Linked DNA regions of Mus musculus: region 2 is linked to region 1. A link is a loop called in an ENCODE intact Hi-C map of the cell type or tissue named here. Cell type or tissue: heart. All regions are shown on one strand.

What was found. A loop is a pair of places that touch in the nucleus more often than their neighbours do. Peaks named below come from ENCODE experiments on the same cell type or tissue, not always from the same donor. Only the 100,000 strongest peaks of a DNase experiment are listed, where the experiment ranks them.
Region 2: it touches region 1 in a loop (2.2-fold over the local background); 3 of 42 quality-filtered maps call a loop at or near these places.

What each region holds. Positions count from the first base shown.
Region 1 is chr15:32,241,638-32,249,637 of GRCm38, reverse strand. Sema5a (sema domain, seven thrombospondin repeats (type 1 and type 1-like), transmembrane domain (TM) and short cytoplasmic domain, (semaphorin) 5A) reads right to left here and starts at 4,825. Exons shown (of 23, transcript NM_009154.2): 1 at 4,339-4,825. It overlaps Snhg18 (small nucleolar RNA host gene 18), which reads left to right and starts at 4,976. Exons shown (of 2, transcript NR_038186.1): 1 at 4,976-5,256; 2 at 7,869-8,000. Snord123 (small nucleolar RNA, C/D box 123) reads left to right here and starts at 7,706; the gene lies at 7,706-7,793. In heart, CTCF peaks have their summits at 3,463 (motif pointing left), 4,554 and 6,492; DNase peaks (open chromatin) are centred at 3,517, 5,017 and 6,357; H3K4me3 peaks cover 4,049 bases; H3K27ac peaks cover 3,677 bases.
Region 2 is chr15:32,342,790-32,350,789 of GRCm38, reverse strand. It overlaps Sema5a (sema domain, seven thrombospondin repeats (type 1 and type 1-like), transmembrane domain (TM) and short cytoplasmic domain, (semaphorin) 5A), which reads right to left. Exons shown (of 23, transcript NM_009154.2): 2 at 3,474-3,570. Among named protein-coding and RNA genes, the nearest start is that of Sema5a, 100 kb to the right of the region's middle. In heart, no CTCF peak of the experiment used is centred here; no DNase peak of the experiment used is centred here.

The sequences.
Region 1 (8,000 bases):
AAAACACACAAAGAAAGAGTAGTAATTGAGTCACTTTTCCACGTTCAATACTGAGCATGTTTGAAAACATTTGAGAACTCCAGCATGGGAATAAAGTACGCTCATCTTCGCTCTTGTCAAACAACCATAAATTTTGGACCAAAGAAGAAGGAAAGAGAAGACAGCCATACTTTGGGCAGAATATTCTGACTGTTTGAGTCCCATGCTGTACTGACCATGTTTTTAGTGACATGCCCCAGGTGACATACAACTTCATCTTTGAAGTCCTATGGCTTCAAACTACCTTGTGAAACAGAGGCTGGGTTTCCTAGTTCTAGGATCTTCCACAAAGCTAGAGGACACAGACTAATTGTGTCGCTATCAGTGCGGTGATAAAGTAAATGACTTAGGACTCAATATCTCTCTTCTTTTTGTCTGTTGTGTTCCAGCTTGCTTAAACTCTGAACCAAAGAGTGTTTTGGACAGACTTACTGAGAACAGAAACTTTGAAGGGATCCTAAGATTAGTTTTTGTTCCCCTCTCTTTTCTTACTATAAAAAAATAGATTTTGTATACTTGGATAACCAGTACCCTAAAATAGAATGGTACAGTTGGTGAAGTACTTGCTACCAAACCTAGTGACCCAAATTTGGCTCTCAAATACATATTGGAAGGACAGACACACAGCTGTCATGTGACCTTTATACTGTGTCATATTCAACACACACACACACACACACACAATGTAGTAAAAATGTAAATGCCAAAAAAAAAAAGCTATATCCCAAAGAGCTGGTGTTCATGCCTTATATTCATCTCTGGGATGCTCTTATGCTAATCTATGGGAACTACAAACAGCAGAGACACTATCAATGTCAGGTGATGTCTGCAGGATAGTAGAGGGTTTTTAAAAATATATAGTAATTTCAACTAGACTTTTACATCTTACTTTAGAAAGTACTTGAGGAGCATCTATGAAAATCTCCATATTGCAGACAATAGTACAGACGCTGTACACTACTTAGAATGACATACACTCACTCATCTGGGGATTCCAGAAAAGTTAACTTTGCAGAATATAAATAAAGATTTGCAAGCAGGTGCAGGTGGGCAGAAAGGTAGAGGCATCTTTGTTCGATACTTTGCTGTAATTCAATTTGTTAGACGCTGTAATTTATGTTTCAAACATTATTGAACATTAAACACAAAAACTTGTCACCTTGGTATTATAATTATATCCTAAGCAATTTGTCTGGGTAACTATAGCAACAATTTCAGATACACTTTTATAATACTAATTTGGCATAATTTTAGAATCAAGAATTATAGCAAATATATAGGAAGAAATGGTTTCCTCAAATGTTATTCAATTCTACATTTAAAAAAAAATGGGTTACTTGACTAGGAGTTGATGCGAACGAATGGATCTGTTCTGTACTGCACATGGCATGGGCTGGAACACAAGCCTCTTCTTTAGGGTCGGCGTCCATGCTCACTCATATATCCAACAGAATGCCTGATGCCCTTGGCTGGACTCTTAGCAAAGCCCTACCCATCCCTCCTCCACCTTCCTGCATTTTGTCGCCGAAAAGCCTCTGTTTCAGTGACTTAATGATAAAACGACATTCAGTTAAACAGATAAAAATCATTATCCAGTTAATTGGAACTATGCAACGGTTTGGCTAGGTAGCTCTTGATATAGCCTGGCATGAGTAGCAGTTGATATAGCAGCCCAAGAAACTGGCATCTATTTTGAGCACGAAGCATACAGCACAGAGAAATGCTTGTTGCTTTTAACAACTGTCCCTCAGCAAGAGGCTACAATGAGGATACAGAAGAATTTCCTCTGAGAAGCCAGTAGCTACAAGGACTTCCTGTGGTCCACAAAACCTAGGGTCATGGTAAACTTGTGGGAATATGTTTGCATTCATCTTGTATTGTTGTGAACTAGTTTTACTCTGTGCTCTTCCATTTCTCTCTTTCAATCTCTGCAGACATGACTAAGATGTCACTTGAGACAGACACAAGGAGGGATAAATACCAGCTTATTTTCAGCAGATTCTAAACACCTTAAAATACTTCCTCTGGTCCAAGACAGTCTTCCCTACCCAGAAGACCAAAGTCTTTGCTCTCAGCAGGGATCCTGCAGCTGTTTGCCATTAAGGCAACCAAATAAGTTAGCAGCGGCTTAAAAGGCATCAAATGATGAGCATCGCTTATTTCCCATGTGAGGAAAAGTATGTATTGACTACAGCCGCATAAAAGCTGATACCAGTACATGGACTTCACAGCTGAATGGGCACACACTGTGACAACAGTCGGCATCTTGGGTGAGCCACTGTCTCAAAAGTTTTTATAATAAACTCACGGCAGGAAGTCTATGTTTCAAACAACTACACTTGGAACTGCTTCTTCATGGAAAACAAACGTGCAGAAGAAATGTGAGTGGGCAGAAAGAAATGCACACTTCTTTTGGAGTAAACACAGGAAAGAAAAGTAGTTTCAATGATCTACAACAGAAGGTGTCTGCTTAAGCCTGAAGTGCAACAGTGAACTTTTTACTCCAAGAGAGGAACTCCTCCCTCTCTCAAAAGATGAAAAACAACATTAATTGGCAACCCTAGTTGGGTATTTAAAACGTTTCCTATTAAGGGCTAGTTTTATCTTTATAAAAGACGAATTCTGTATTTAATAACGCATCTGCACTTCAAAAACAGGGCTCTTCCTGACAAGCCTGGACACACAGCTATTTTTAAAAATATAAATAAATACACTGCATTAATTTTAACACCCGGTGTTTAACCAATGTGCTGCTTAGGAGCAGAACCTCCTCTCCGTATTACACATAACTCTTATACCTTCGCGCAGTTTCAATTGTTAAGTCCAATTGTCAAAGGAGAAAAATGTGTACCCTGAGGAGTTTGTAGGAATGTGTCTTAGGAAGAAACCTTTCCAGATAGACGGCTTCCGTCCAACTTTTCTGTCGCTTAACTACGCTAAAAAGCTCTCCTGGGTAAAGAGAACACTTCTCTCAACTCTTCCTTTTGAGAGGAAAAGAGGATCGCCAAGGGCGATCGCCAGAGATCACTCCCCTCCAACAGTTCCTCGGAACATCCTGAGCACCGATCTTCTCCTGGCCCCAGACCGTGAACCCGGGTATGAAATGCCTTAGTCTTCCTCAGCAAAACACCCTGGCGGAGTTGTGCCCTGGTCCCACTAACCCCAAATTTTCACGAACACCGCAGAGCCCCTGTGCAGAGAGCAGGAAAATGTCCCCTAGTCCACCGTGCAGGGAGGTAGGCGATTCCGACCACCAATCCCGGTTCCAGATCCCACCAAGCAAGCCTGGCCTAGCGCGGAAATCACAGCAAAAATCTGTGTTTTACTGCTGCCTAGGACCCCTGACCCATTTGCCCAGGACAAAAACACTAACAAGCTCTGTGACATCCTCTCCGAAAGCTCGCTCTTGGCGCCCCCTGCCGGGAATCTCCGGGACGCCGCAGGCGCAGGAAAGTTAAAACCCAACTCAAGGCAACCGCATCCAGGTACAAACAACAAAAAAGGACGTGAAAGCGCTTCCCGCCAAAGCCCGGGGCGGGAGGTGAGGGGTACCGGGACCGGGACCTACCCGCTCTGGGCCCAATTCCAAGGGCGATCGCCGGAGATCACTCCCCTCCAACAGTTCCTCGGAATATCCTGAGCACCGATCTTCTCCTGGCCCCAGACCGTGAACCCGGGTATGAAATGCGTGCGGCTGGGCTGCCCGCAGACGGGGGCTCTGCGATTGGAGCTCATCCTGCTGAAGCCCCAGGCTTCGCCATCCCTGCCTTAGTCTTCCTCAGCAAAACACCCTGGCGGAGTTGTGCCCTGGTCCCACTAACCCCAGATTTTCACGAACACCGCAGAGCCCCTGTGCAGAGAGCAGGAAAATAAATGTCCCCTAGTCCACCGTGCAGGGAGGTAGGCGATTCCGACCACCAATCCCGGTTCCAGATCCCACCAAGCAAGCCTGGCCTAGCGCGGATTACGCACACAGATCTCCACGGGTACCTGAAAGGTGCTGGCCGAGGTGCAGGCTTGCCCACTGACCGGTCGCACACCCGGACCTTCTCAATCCACGCTCGTATCCAGGGAAAGGCTAAGACACAAACTTCCAGCCCGTGCACTATCTCCACTGCGACCGCCCCCGCTTTGATGGTAGTCCTGCACGCGCCTCTGCCAGGTTGTCCCCACCCAGGTGTCTGCAGAGTGACCCTACCAGAGACTTACACCACCCGCAAATGGACCAGTGCCGAGTCCAGTTCACACGTGCAGGGTCTCAGCTATGACACTCAGGGACTCTGCGGGGAGAGAGCTCACCAGATGCCGGGCGCGTTCCTCCTGCTAGTCATCCAGCGCCCCGGGGCCCGGAGCTGCTCCAAGGGTCCTCTTCAGTGTACTACGAGGGAAGTCGAGGCAGCCGCCACCACTGCACCCCGCCACTTCTCCAGAGCTATCCTCCTCTCGCAGCGCGCCAGGCTGGGGACCAGCTAGTCTGCCGGAGTCTCCAGTTGTGCAGCTGAGTGGACAGGCTCGCGCCGAGAGAGGGCGACCGGTGAGGTGGCAAAGTTGGGTACCCTCTGCTTAGTAGCTGCGCGTGGGAACCAAGAACACCCCCAAAAAGGATTGCACGTGCCGGGACGCCCCCGCAGTGGGAAGGTGGGATACAGAGGTCGCCACAAGGCTGGGGCCACCGTCAGCCAAGGGCTGAGGAGCCCACCCGCGGCGGGAGCGCAGCGCGCGCGGGAGTGGGCACAGCGTGAGCAGCCGCTGCTGACGCCGCCTTCCTAGCGAGTAGACCAGCGCTGGGTGAGCGGGCCCAGAGCTCGGGGCGGGGAGCACAGGACCGCCTCGCCTCGCCCCGCCCCCGCCCCGCCCCCTCCGCCGCACCTCCCCTACTCCGCCCCTCCCGCGTGCAAACTGAGCGCCCCACCCACCCCTGACCTTCCCAGGCCCCTCCTCTAGCCCCGCCTCTTCCCGAGATGGGACCCCCAAACACTCCCCAGGGGGCTCTCTACACACCCCAGGAGTTCTATTTGTGCCACCAGAGTGCAAGCTCACCCAACTGGTGACTTTTTTCGAACTCCCTTCCTCGCCTGGAAGAGACCTTCTTTGGCTACCCGCCCCTTGCCCGGTGGCTCCTACGTGGCTACTTTGCAGGATGGGCTGTATAAAGGGCTGGAGGCAGTTCAACCCAAACCAGAGACGTGGCGTCTGCTAGGCCTGCCTAAGCTCCAGGTAAGTGCGTGCCCCCGGCGGATCGCGGGTGGGAAGAAAGTGGAAGTTTAAGATTCAGTTCTTCTGTGTCATCATAAGAAGACTGGGGTGTGCTTTGGGGGTGGTGAGGGGCCCGCCGCGGATTCTTACAGGCGAGCTGGGCCCAGCAAGGCTCTCAGTTCTTGAAAAGGATAGATCAGAGAAATGAATAAATCTGCCATCCAAGGAAATAGAGCAAGAGGTTCCCAAGTAGCCCTAATGGGAATTAGGAGAGGGTTACCTCATGGACAGAAACAGCTGGGCTAATTGGTACTCCGCAAGTATCTTGGGAGTTTACTGAGTGAGCATGGGGGCAAAAAGTTTATCTTGGAACGCAAAGTAAATGCCTTGGGAAGGCAGCTTTATTGACGCGTTGTTCAGTTCTCCTTCTAAGGAAGTGATCAACTCACCAAGTTCTAAACAACATACAAGGTTGTGAAGAGGGGAAATTACAGGATAAAGTCAGAAACCGTGGATCCCTGCCCCTACAGCCATGCTTGGCGATCCTTTTCCCTCAGGATAGGGTAAAGGAACGATGTCTTCAGGTTTTCCTCCCATATCGGGCCTTGTTGGTGGCCTCGGGTGCTTTTGCATAAGGAACCTCATCAATGAGTTTCTTAGCTGCAAGACCTAAGGATGTTCCCATTTGCCACAATCACATCCTGGTATTGGCAGGTTGCAAATGTGCCCTGGTAGGGGATAGGGGCGCCGGTGACAGTTCGGGGCCTCTGTGAGGGTTCCATGATGCTAAACAGGGACCGGGTAATAGCTGGAATGTGTCACCGCTCATCCAGGACCACAGAGATTCAAGAGGAGGTGAATAGAAGCACAAGTTGCCACCAATTTGTTGTGTCTGTCACCTTCAAATGAAAGAATTAGGCGAAACCATTTTTGAAAGAGTCCATTGGAGGCTATGTCAACCCCAGAGTGTGCTGTGTCTACAATTGTGGAGCCTGAAAAGTATGGCCCCAACGCAGATGTCTTCTAGGGCTTGTTTGGGAAACATCTACTACAGATGCTTGGCTGGCTTCCAGCTCTGGGGTGGCAGCTCCTGGCTTCTAGATCTTGCCCGGAAAAGTTAATAGGCTTCCTTTGCTTCTCCCTGCTGTTTCAGAAGTGGGTGGGAACTAGCGCCATTCTGAGCACTCCCCTTCTCTTGCCTACGTGGCACAACAGTCTGGGAGACTTTTGGGAGAAGGAGGCCTTCTAGGGGCCGACAGTGGAAGACCTCAGCCTCACACTTGAACCCTATAGCCTTCAGGAAGGCAGGGTGGAGCAGAACAGGGTGGAGAAAGACAAATTAAAACTCAAATGTACTTCACTCTTTCTTATGCTTATCCCTCAATGTCAACTGATAAAAACAATTAGCACATCTTTTTAAAAAAAAAAATATTTTTTTTTTTAAGGAAGAAAGGAATGAGGGAGATCAAACCTGTGCACTCAGGTGGCTGAGGCAGAAGGATTGAGAATTCAAGGCCAGCCTGGGACCACCTAGGGATAACTTATAAACTTACAAGCAGACAAAGAAACTCACTCTTAGCTTGGAGGCATAAGCGCTGTTTACCGTGAGGATTATCCCATAGAATTTCACCCTCTAAATGAAGTGAATTTGTGTTACTGGGGCAGGATGTAGGTTTGATTTTTGCCATTTACAGACTACACTATACCATTGTTAAATGTATCAGTGATAATGAATTACAAATCTCTAAGAAACAAGACCAGAAACCAAATCCTCATTTGGAGTGCTTTCTTGGTCTAAAACAGTGATTCTTGACCTGCGGGTCACAACCTCTTGGCTGGTGAACGACCCTTTCACAGGGGTCGCATAGCGGATATCCTGCATGTGAAATGTTTACATCATGATTCATAACGGCAAAATTACAGTTATGAAGTAGCAGTGATATAATTTTATGATTGTGGCCCCCACAGCATGAGGAACTGTATTAAAGGGTCGCAGCCTTAGGAAGGCTGAGAACCCCTGGAGGTGAAATGGTCCTAAGCTGACACTGATTTTGCTACTGACTTGCAGAAAGTTCGTGAACTTTTCTGAGCTCACTCACGTCTTCTCATGCAGCTTGACCCACAAGCACCAAAGGAGAAAGAAGCTGCTCAATAAAGCACAGCTGAGGCTTAGCACAGAGCAGGCACTCTGAAATGCAATTGTTTTTAAGTATTTAGAAATATTTCCTTTTCCTAGTAGAATCTGCTTTCCCCTTTTGGAAGGCAATCCTTGATAAAGGCACCTTGAATCCTCAGATTTTTAACTAAATGGGCTTGTTATTTTGCCAAGAATGTTTTGTTGATATCAAGATAAAGTGTTCTCCCCCTCCCTTCTTCTTTCCCTACCCCTCCGCTTCACCATCCCCCCAACACCATCAACTGCTTCAGGTGGGCCTGTGTACAGGGCCAAAAGTGAGAAAAGCTGTGAAAGAAACCCATTGGTGAAAATGATGAATTCTGGGGCGCTGATTCATGTGACTTGAAAAAACGCCATCCATTTCCTGACTCACCGCAGATTCGGTTCAGAAATATGAAGCAGTGCAGGACTTTCAACTAACACAACAATTTTGTCTTTTCTTTATATTCCCTCCCAGTACCTGACTAAAGTCCAGAGAATGGAGCAGGGAGGAGCTGAAGAGAGCGTGGCTGGGAGACATGAAGACAGAGCTGTGGACCACAGTTGGCTTTCCTGGGAACACTCCCTAACTGTGGTCTATAAGATGTAA
Region 2 (8,000 bases), 100 kb before region 1:
CTGGAATTTGTATCCTTTTTAAGCATCCTTTTTAAGCATGTAGTTCACAGTCACCATTCACTACATGCAAATAATCTATTCATTTTCATTGAAATTATCTGTAAGATACAAATCCCTTTGGTGTTCCCAAGATGGCTTGGAGGATAAAGTCACTTCCTACTATGCCTCACAGTCTGTTCTCAATTCCCAGGACCCACGTGGTAGAGAAAAGTGACTCCTGCGAGTTGTCCTCTGAACATCATGCAAGCACTATGTCACACACACACATACACACACACCCCATACACACACACACACACACACACACACACACACACACACACACATGCTCACACTCACACACAAGATAAATAAATATATACATACTATAAAATTATTCTTAAGAATACAAATTCCTCAACTCTAAAGATATATTCAAAGCACAATGCATAATCTAGTAGACTTTACTAGATACATAACCTGTACACAGAGATTACATGGATAGAAATACAACAGCAAATTGCAATGTATTTTTCTCAGCTAATAAAATGTCATAGACAGAACTTTTACTTCTACAAGCAGAATTTCAATGTTATCCTAGTGTTACTAAAGCAAAGAGCACATTTCCATGCAGGGGGAGTAAGAATCCGAGAAGGGGAGCTCCTTGGCAAAGGCAAGGACACAAAAGCTATCTTCTATCAGGGTCCCAGAGTGAGTGAACTTGACTTAATTCTTCAAGGAAGCCGAGTGAATGGGCTTCCAGTAATATAGCACAGTCAAAAACACATTAAGGCATCCTTTTAAAAGAAAAACTAGTGCTTTAAAATTATTCCTTTACTTTTTGAGATTCTAATATAATTGTATCCCTCTGCTCCCTGAAAGTCACCCTATGTACTTTCCCGTGCTTTCTTTCAAATTCATGGCTTCGTTTCTCACCTATTGTCACCATACACAAATATGTGTGTATTCCAAATACATCAATAGAACCTACTCAGTTTGTATCTCCTTACTTGCATATATGTGTAAATAGTCCAAAAAAATATATTAAAAAGGCCAAACAAAAAACAAAAATAAAAACAAACGAAACCACCTATTTGGATGCAAGTGTATAGTGTTGTCAAGTTATCTCTTGTTCTAAAATGAGTCCTGTAGACACCTACTTTTGCTCTTAGTAAAATAAGTACAGTTAATAGCTCAACATTTTGTTCAACATAGTTATTTGACAGCCAAAAATAACTGCACACTGCTCCTACGCGTATGTGAAGCAGCATGAAGAGTCCGGGACTGAAAAGGCACAAACACTGGGAATTAGGAAACGCCACTGAGCTTGCTTTGTAACTGAGCCATGAATGCCAGGTGTGGAACAAGTCATGCCAAGGGGAAAGTGTTCCTTGGGTTTTACTTTAAATAGCTATAGTTCCGATACCAAAATTTAGCCTAGCACATTTGGGGCATGTAGACTTTTTCAAGGGATGGAGCCCCCAATGGCTTTATTCCCAGGTTTTTGCAGGCACATTAAAATTTGTGATAGGATTCTATGCACCCATGCTAAATTTTGTCAGGAGACGTAATGGCTCCTGATATATTCTCATCCTCTCTGTGATGAGATCTTTAAGCACTCCAGAGAACATATAGATCAAAGCTCAGCAAAAGAGAGCCTTGGGGGACCACTTTCAGCCTCATTCCTACCTTTGTAAATAAAGATTTACTAGAACCTGGTCAGACTCATTCATTTACATATATATTCATTTACAAAGTGGCCACTGTCACATTGCAGTGGCAGAGATGAGGTGACACAGCAGAGAATCTAAGGCCTATAGCCATTAATGTGTTTATCCCCTATATCTTCAAAAGAGAACTTCCGATTGGCAAATCAAATGCTTGAAAAAGCAATTCCTTCATCTTCAAAAGGGAACTCTGTCAATTTTTGATTGACAAATCAAGTGCTTAAAAAAGCAATTCCTTAATAATTGTTGTATACTTTTCTTTAAGAGCCCTGGAATTTTCAGAATGGAAAAAAAAATAATAATAGTGCATCATTCCAGAATGGCATGCCCAGTGCTCTAAGTTGGCATCTGGGCTTAGGGTTGAGGGACATGAGTCCAACCCTATCTCAGCTCCCGCCTGGGTAGGTAAATTACTGACTCTTTCTGAGACTCAGTTTACTCATCTTAAAGGACCATGAAAGCATCTGCTTCAAAGACTGAGGGCAAAAAGCAGTCTTTCCTCAGCACAGGCCCTGGTAACCCCTGCAACCTACATGAGCTAACAATACCTCCTATAATGTACGGGCCAAGGCACAACCAAATTACATCTACCCAACTCTATAATATCCCTGGGGCTCTTTCCAGCTCTCTTGCTCGGTGGTTCTCCATGGAGGAGGGACTGAGATGCTTTGTTGCTGGAGTTAGTTGTTCTTAGATACCTTGTGAACCTGAATTTATGTGGGCTACAGACATACACAAAATGTAGCACCTAGACTTGTCCTGTGAAGTGTAGGAATCGGATAGGGGAGTCAGTGTCAGCCAAGCTTGTCTGCATACCAGGAAACTGAATTCTTGAAATCCATTTAGTAGAGATCAGGATGTAAAAACAACAGGGAACTGGCAACACTGTCAAACAACTGTGACAGTCAAAAATACCCAGAATGTATGTATATATGGCTGTTACTGGCAATTTTTTAAATTGGAAAATACAATAAAGTTGCCTACAATCAGACTTAGTTGTGTTGAGAAGTAATTTAATAAAGTGGGATGTTCCCATTGACTAGTTTATGAAAGAAAGATCCTTGTCCCTCCCTGTCCCTGTCCTTGTCCCTTTTCACCTCTCCCCCTCTCCCTCTTCCTCTCTCTCTCTCTCCCTCTCCTCCTCTCTCTTCTTCTCCCTCTCCCTCTCCCACAGCACCTCCATTCCCTTCCCTGCCTCTTCTAGTCCTAAAGGTGGTCACAGATTTCACATGAGAGGGTACCTCCCGAGTCTGAGACACCTAAGATGGGTTCCCACAAAGGTAGGTTGTTGGCGTTGGACTTTAGATGTCTCAACAATCAGGACTGCTGATAGGAGGCTGAGCTCTGAAAGCAGAGATGCTGGTCTCTACGCTCCCAGATGAAACATATCCCAGAGGACATCAATGGGCGTTTGAGGCTTCTCTCAGAAGGTACAGGACACCTTAGGAAGTCCCCCAAGAGGAAAGTGCAATGGCAGATAGACACACCACAAACTAAGGAAGGACCCAGCACAGGCACAAAAATGAAACCTATTAGGCAGTCACACTGTGACTGGGAGCCACCATGACTCACCAGTTCTTTTCCTGTCCCGGAGGTTCCCCAGTGATTTCCCAGTGCACTCAGACCCAAATAGCATTACCTTTTTTAAAAAAGTTCTTTTTTCTGAAAGCTGTCATTTACTGCCATTTTTAACAGAAGAGACATCTAGTCTAAATGTGTAGTACTCTTTCTGGGTCTCAGCACTTCCCACTCAGACGTCTCACTTACCGAGGAGAGAGAGGGCAAAGACGTGTAGCCTCGGTCATGAATCACACTGAACTGCACAGCCTCATGGGTACCCAGGCCCAGTTGTCACACACCAGCCCTTCAACAAAGAGAGAGAGAGAGATCCAGTTAGTATATATTGAAAATCACTGCAGCCTTTGCTTATAAATGCTAGGAAGGTCCATCAATGTCCTGTACAACCAGTACAAGCATCCTTAGCAAGGCTGGAGAGAGCAGCACAGGAGAGCTTGGAGATCGTGATTATGAGAAACCTAGCATTATAGACGCTGCTGGGTTTATTTCTTTTAAAAGGATAAACATAGAAACTAATGCTGATGGTTTTCTCCCGAGACTTAATTTAGTTTGCATTATTTGCTTAGGGGAGGGGGAAAGGTATGTGTGAAAGAGAGTGTGGGTGCCCACAGAGGCTAGAGGCTGCAGATTCCCTGGAGCTAGAGTTGTAGGCACTTGTGAGCTTCCTGCTATGTGAGCTGTGAACCAAATGCAGGTTGTCTGCAAGAGCAGTGCACTCCCTTAACTGCTGAGCTGTTTCTCCAGGCTGAGAAAATAAAAATTTTAGTGCTGTTCAACATGTGAAAAAAAAAAAAATCTCATGAAACATCCACAGGGGCCATTATTTCAAATTCACTGATATTTCCTTTAAAAGTTTGAAAATAAAATGGCACCCATTTCAATGGCTCCTCCACTGCCAAGCTTATGCAAAAGCACCCAGAATAAAGGGTTGCACAAAGGTCTTCAGAGTACGTACAGCATAAACTACTCCTGAATTTGAGTTCCCACTGTCTCATGTCCCTGTGTTTTCCTGCACAATTATAAGATTTCATAGGAAAAGTTATCCAGCAGCACAAAATAAATCTACTTTACCCAAAGCCAGAAAACTTCCTGTGTCTTCTCATAAAGCTATTCTATCAAAGCAGGAAAGCCAGGTTGAATGTGAGACGTGTACATCAGAGCTTGAAGTAGGTGACTCCCTACTTGTTATCTGTGCAATAATGTGAAGGACACCTGTCGTGCCCACCAGTGCCAAGCAACAGCTTTCTTTCCTTTCTCCTTATTTACTGTGCCTCTCTCTCTCTTTGTCCTCTTCTCTCAATGGTGTCTGGCTGTTGTACATGTGAAGCACACAGATGTCCTCACTCCTCACCCACACAATAGAGAGCAGCTGCGGCTATGGATGGTGATGAGAAAATGAGAAGACCTTCCAGAACATTCCGGCAATTCTTCCACTCAACGAGCCCCATGTGGCACATGTCAGTGATGATCAAAAGCCAACGAGCTTCAAGCCAACCTCCATAAAATAACCCAAAGTTTAATACAACTGCTGGAATCTGTAGACAACAAAAGTGCAATCTGCTGAAATGCCTTTAGGGGTGTCCTGGATTTCAGGGGCACTGGGACAGTGATTCTATAAAGCTTCCAGCTTCAAGGAAAGCTCGATGGAGAAGATGGAGGATTTGCAAGGAGCAAAGAAGCGACTGGGAGCAGCATGTGGGACTGCTGGCCACAAAGACTTCCAAGCAGGCCAGGTGCAGCTCTGCCCTGCAACATTGCCAACTCAAGGTCTCAGTAGGGTCCTCTTGGCCTGTGACATCATCCTTTGGAAGGGATAAGGTACAGATGCAACTCTTTGAGGATGAAATAAGGGTCAAGGAGCTTTCCCAAAGGTAAAGATGAATGAATGCTCAGGCCAGGAAAATAATGTAAAACACTCAAATTCCTCCTTCCTTTTCCTTTCTTTTTTTTTTCTCTCATTACCAATAATATCTCCTTTGGGTGCGGCAACAAAATGCTGAACAGCACAGGTGAATATATGAGTTGGTTCTCTTGAGCCCAACAATATGCTGTATAAGAAGCACTACCTCAGTTCTCTCATGTTTGCTTATTTAGATCATAGTCCAGGTATGAGTAATAGAATTGGACAGCTCCATTGGTATCCACTATGGCTCTCTGATTGTCTACTAGTGACAATGCATAAGATTTAAATTAAAAGAGGGCAATGGGCCTCCTGTCCAGAGGTCAGAGATGTAGAACTTCACTGGACACATGAAATATGTCCACAGAACAAAGTTCTTTCATAATTGACAAATAAGACGAGGCCAAAAAGAGTACTTTAAGAGTTGAAGAGTGCCCCCGGCAGTGGTGGCACACACCTTTAATCCAAGCACTTGGGAGGCAGAGGCAGGCAGATTTCTGAATTCAAGGCCAGCCTGGTCTACAAAGTGAGTTCCAGGACAGCAACGGATATACAGAGAAACCCTGTCTCGAAAAACCAAAATAAATAAATAAATAAGTAAATAGAATTGAAGACTGGTGGTAGAAACAAAGATATTGCAGGAGAGCATCTCTGCTAAGTTCAAACAAGGACAGCCACAGCCAGGGCAGCCAGTCAGCCCCAGAACAGCTTTTCACTGTAAAACCTGCCTCTTTCCCTTTTGAATACTCAACTGTGATGGACAGAGTTCCCGTGGTAGAAGAAAGCACAGCTCCCTTCAGAACCTGATGGATGAATAAAAAGACCCTGCCAGCAGCAGTGACCATCCCAACAGTGAAGTGGAGAGCCACTAGCCATACACCAGATAGCTAAGCTAACAACATCAACCTTCTTCTGAGGCTCCTCAATTATCCAACCAGGCCTTGAACCACTTGAGGAACAGTTCAGAGGCACACAACATAGGCTCAGGTGCACGGGCTCAGGTGCAGCACCTACGGTAGCATGCCATGCGCTTAGCAGGAGCCAAGTTACAGGAACATTCCTGGAGATGGAGCCACCTAGCTGGCTCACAGGATTTGGTTACAGTGAGGACATAAACCAGCAGATATATAAGTAACAGATCATTTAGAGATATTCTAGAAAACCGAAGGAAGTCAAAGGAATGAGGTTATATTAACCCAGAAGCACACCCACCTGATTTAGTAACCTCAGTTTCCCCATTTGTCTTACAGCTCACTGGCGCCACTCTTTTCTCTTTCTACTCAGTAGTGACCTTGATACGAGCAACCTTTGAAGTTTACAGAACTGCTATGGGGAAAAGATCTGTCTCTAGGAGTATAAGTGCAGAATCATCACTAGAACTCTTGTTGATACACAAATATTTTTTTCCCAGAAGTTTCATCCCATAACTACCTCCATGGGTTCTTAAAATGTCTCCATGTGGAAATGACAGTGTAAAATGTGAGCATCAGTTACAGCTAAGTGCACATCAGTGCCTGGCTTTGAACATACATATGCTTTAATCCTCTCTGACCACTCTACTCAGCAGGAGGTAGTGTGGACTTATTAATTCCTGTGGTCACACTGGAAATTAAATGAAAGTAGACAGACTTTCTACCAAGTGTTATAGTGTCTAAAAGAGACTTTACCTGATAAAAGTTTGAGAAAACTATTAATGGCCAGTGGCAATGTATGTCCTCAGTACATAGATGCCAAACACCAACGATATACAGCACATCCTGATGGCAGTGTACAGGAAGGAGGTAGAACACAAAGCAGGAAGGAGCTGTGCTCTCAGGAAGCCATACAAGACACTGTGTGATGCTTCTGTTACGTAATTCAATAAACACCATGAAACTATGAGTGGGGCAGGGAGATACGTTATCTGCAGATAAAATAGTTAAGAAAAGCTAGCTGCCCAGGGGGAAATGCCAGATAACATGTGCTCCGATAGATATGGGAAGAGAGTAGAGTATGAAAAGAGGTGATGAAGTATGTCCAACTGATAAATTACAAATGGAGCAAATAGCAAACCGTTCATCAGCAGTGCCCAAGGATCATCAGCAGTAAGAGAGATGAACCATTATTGGTCAGCACACATGAGTGCCTGGTACTATCATTTGTGCTTGGTGTAGTGATGGAACTCCTGCACAGGGCCTCCCCAGAAAGGACTCCATAAGAATACACAGGAAGTAGATGTGGTTAAAAGAAAGCAGTTCTGCTAAGAGGGAAATTGGGATCACAGTGAACTAGGGACCACAGGCAGAAAGATGGCCTTTTATCACGTATCATGGGAAATAAGAAAAGGCAAATACATACATACATACATACATACATACATACATACATACACACATACATACATACATACATAGAATCTCCTATAAGAGCCTAAGGAGGGCTGACCACCAAAATGTAGAGGCAGCAGAGAAGTATCACGCAGGTGAGTGTGTCCACCATCACATCAAAGCTACTACCACACATGGCCAATGGAATAAAGACAGAAAGGAGTCACACTAGCCTCTGCTAGATGGCCAAAAAAAGATGACAAAAAGACTATAGGGAATTCAACTGCAGAAAGAGAGGGGACTAGATCCAAAGGAAAGAAGAGGCACTGGTGGTCAGTGGAGTACCAGGAGCTTAATCATGGCAGTTCTGCTGAGGACAGGACAGGGAGGTATGAGGCAGGCCAGAGGCCAAACCAGACCTTTAATTATTAGGAGATATGAAGAAATTGTTAACTCTGTAAATTGCAAAGGTAAGTCTAGCCCAAATCAGCTCTTGACAGGTATCCTTTA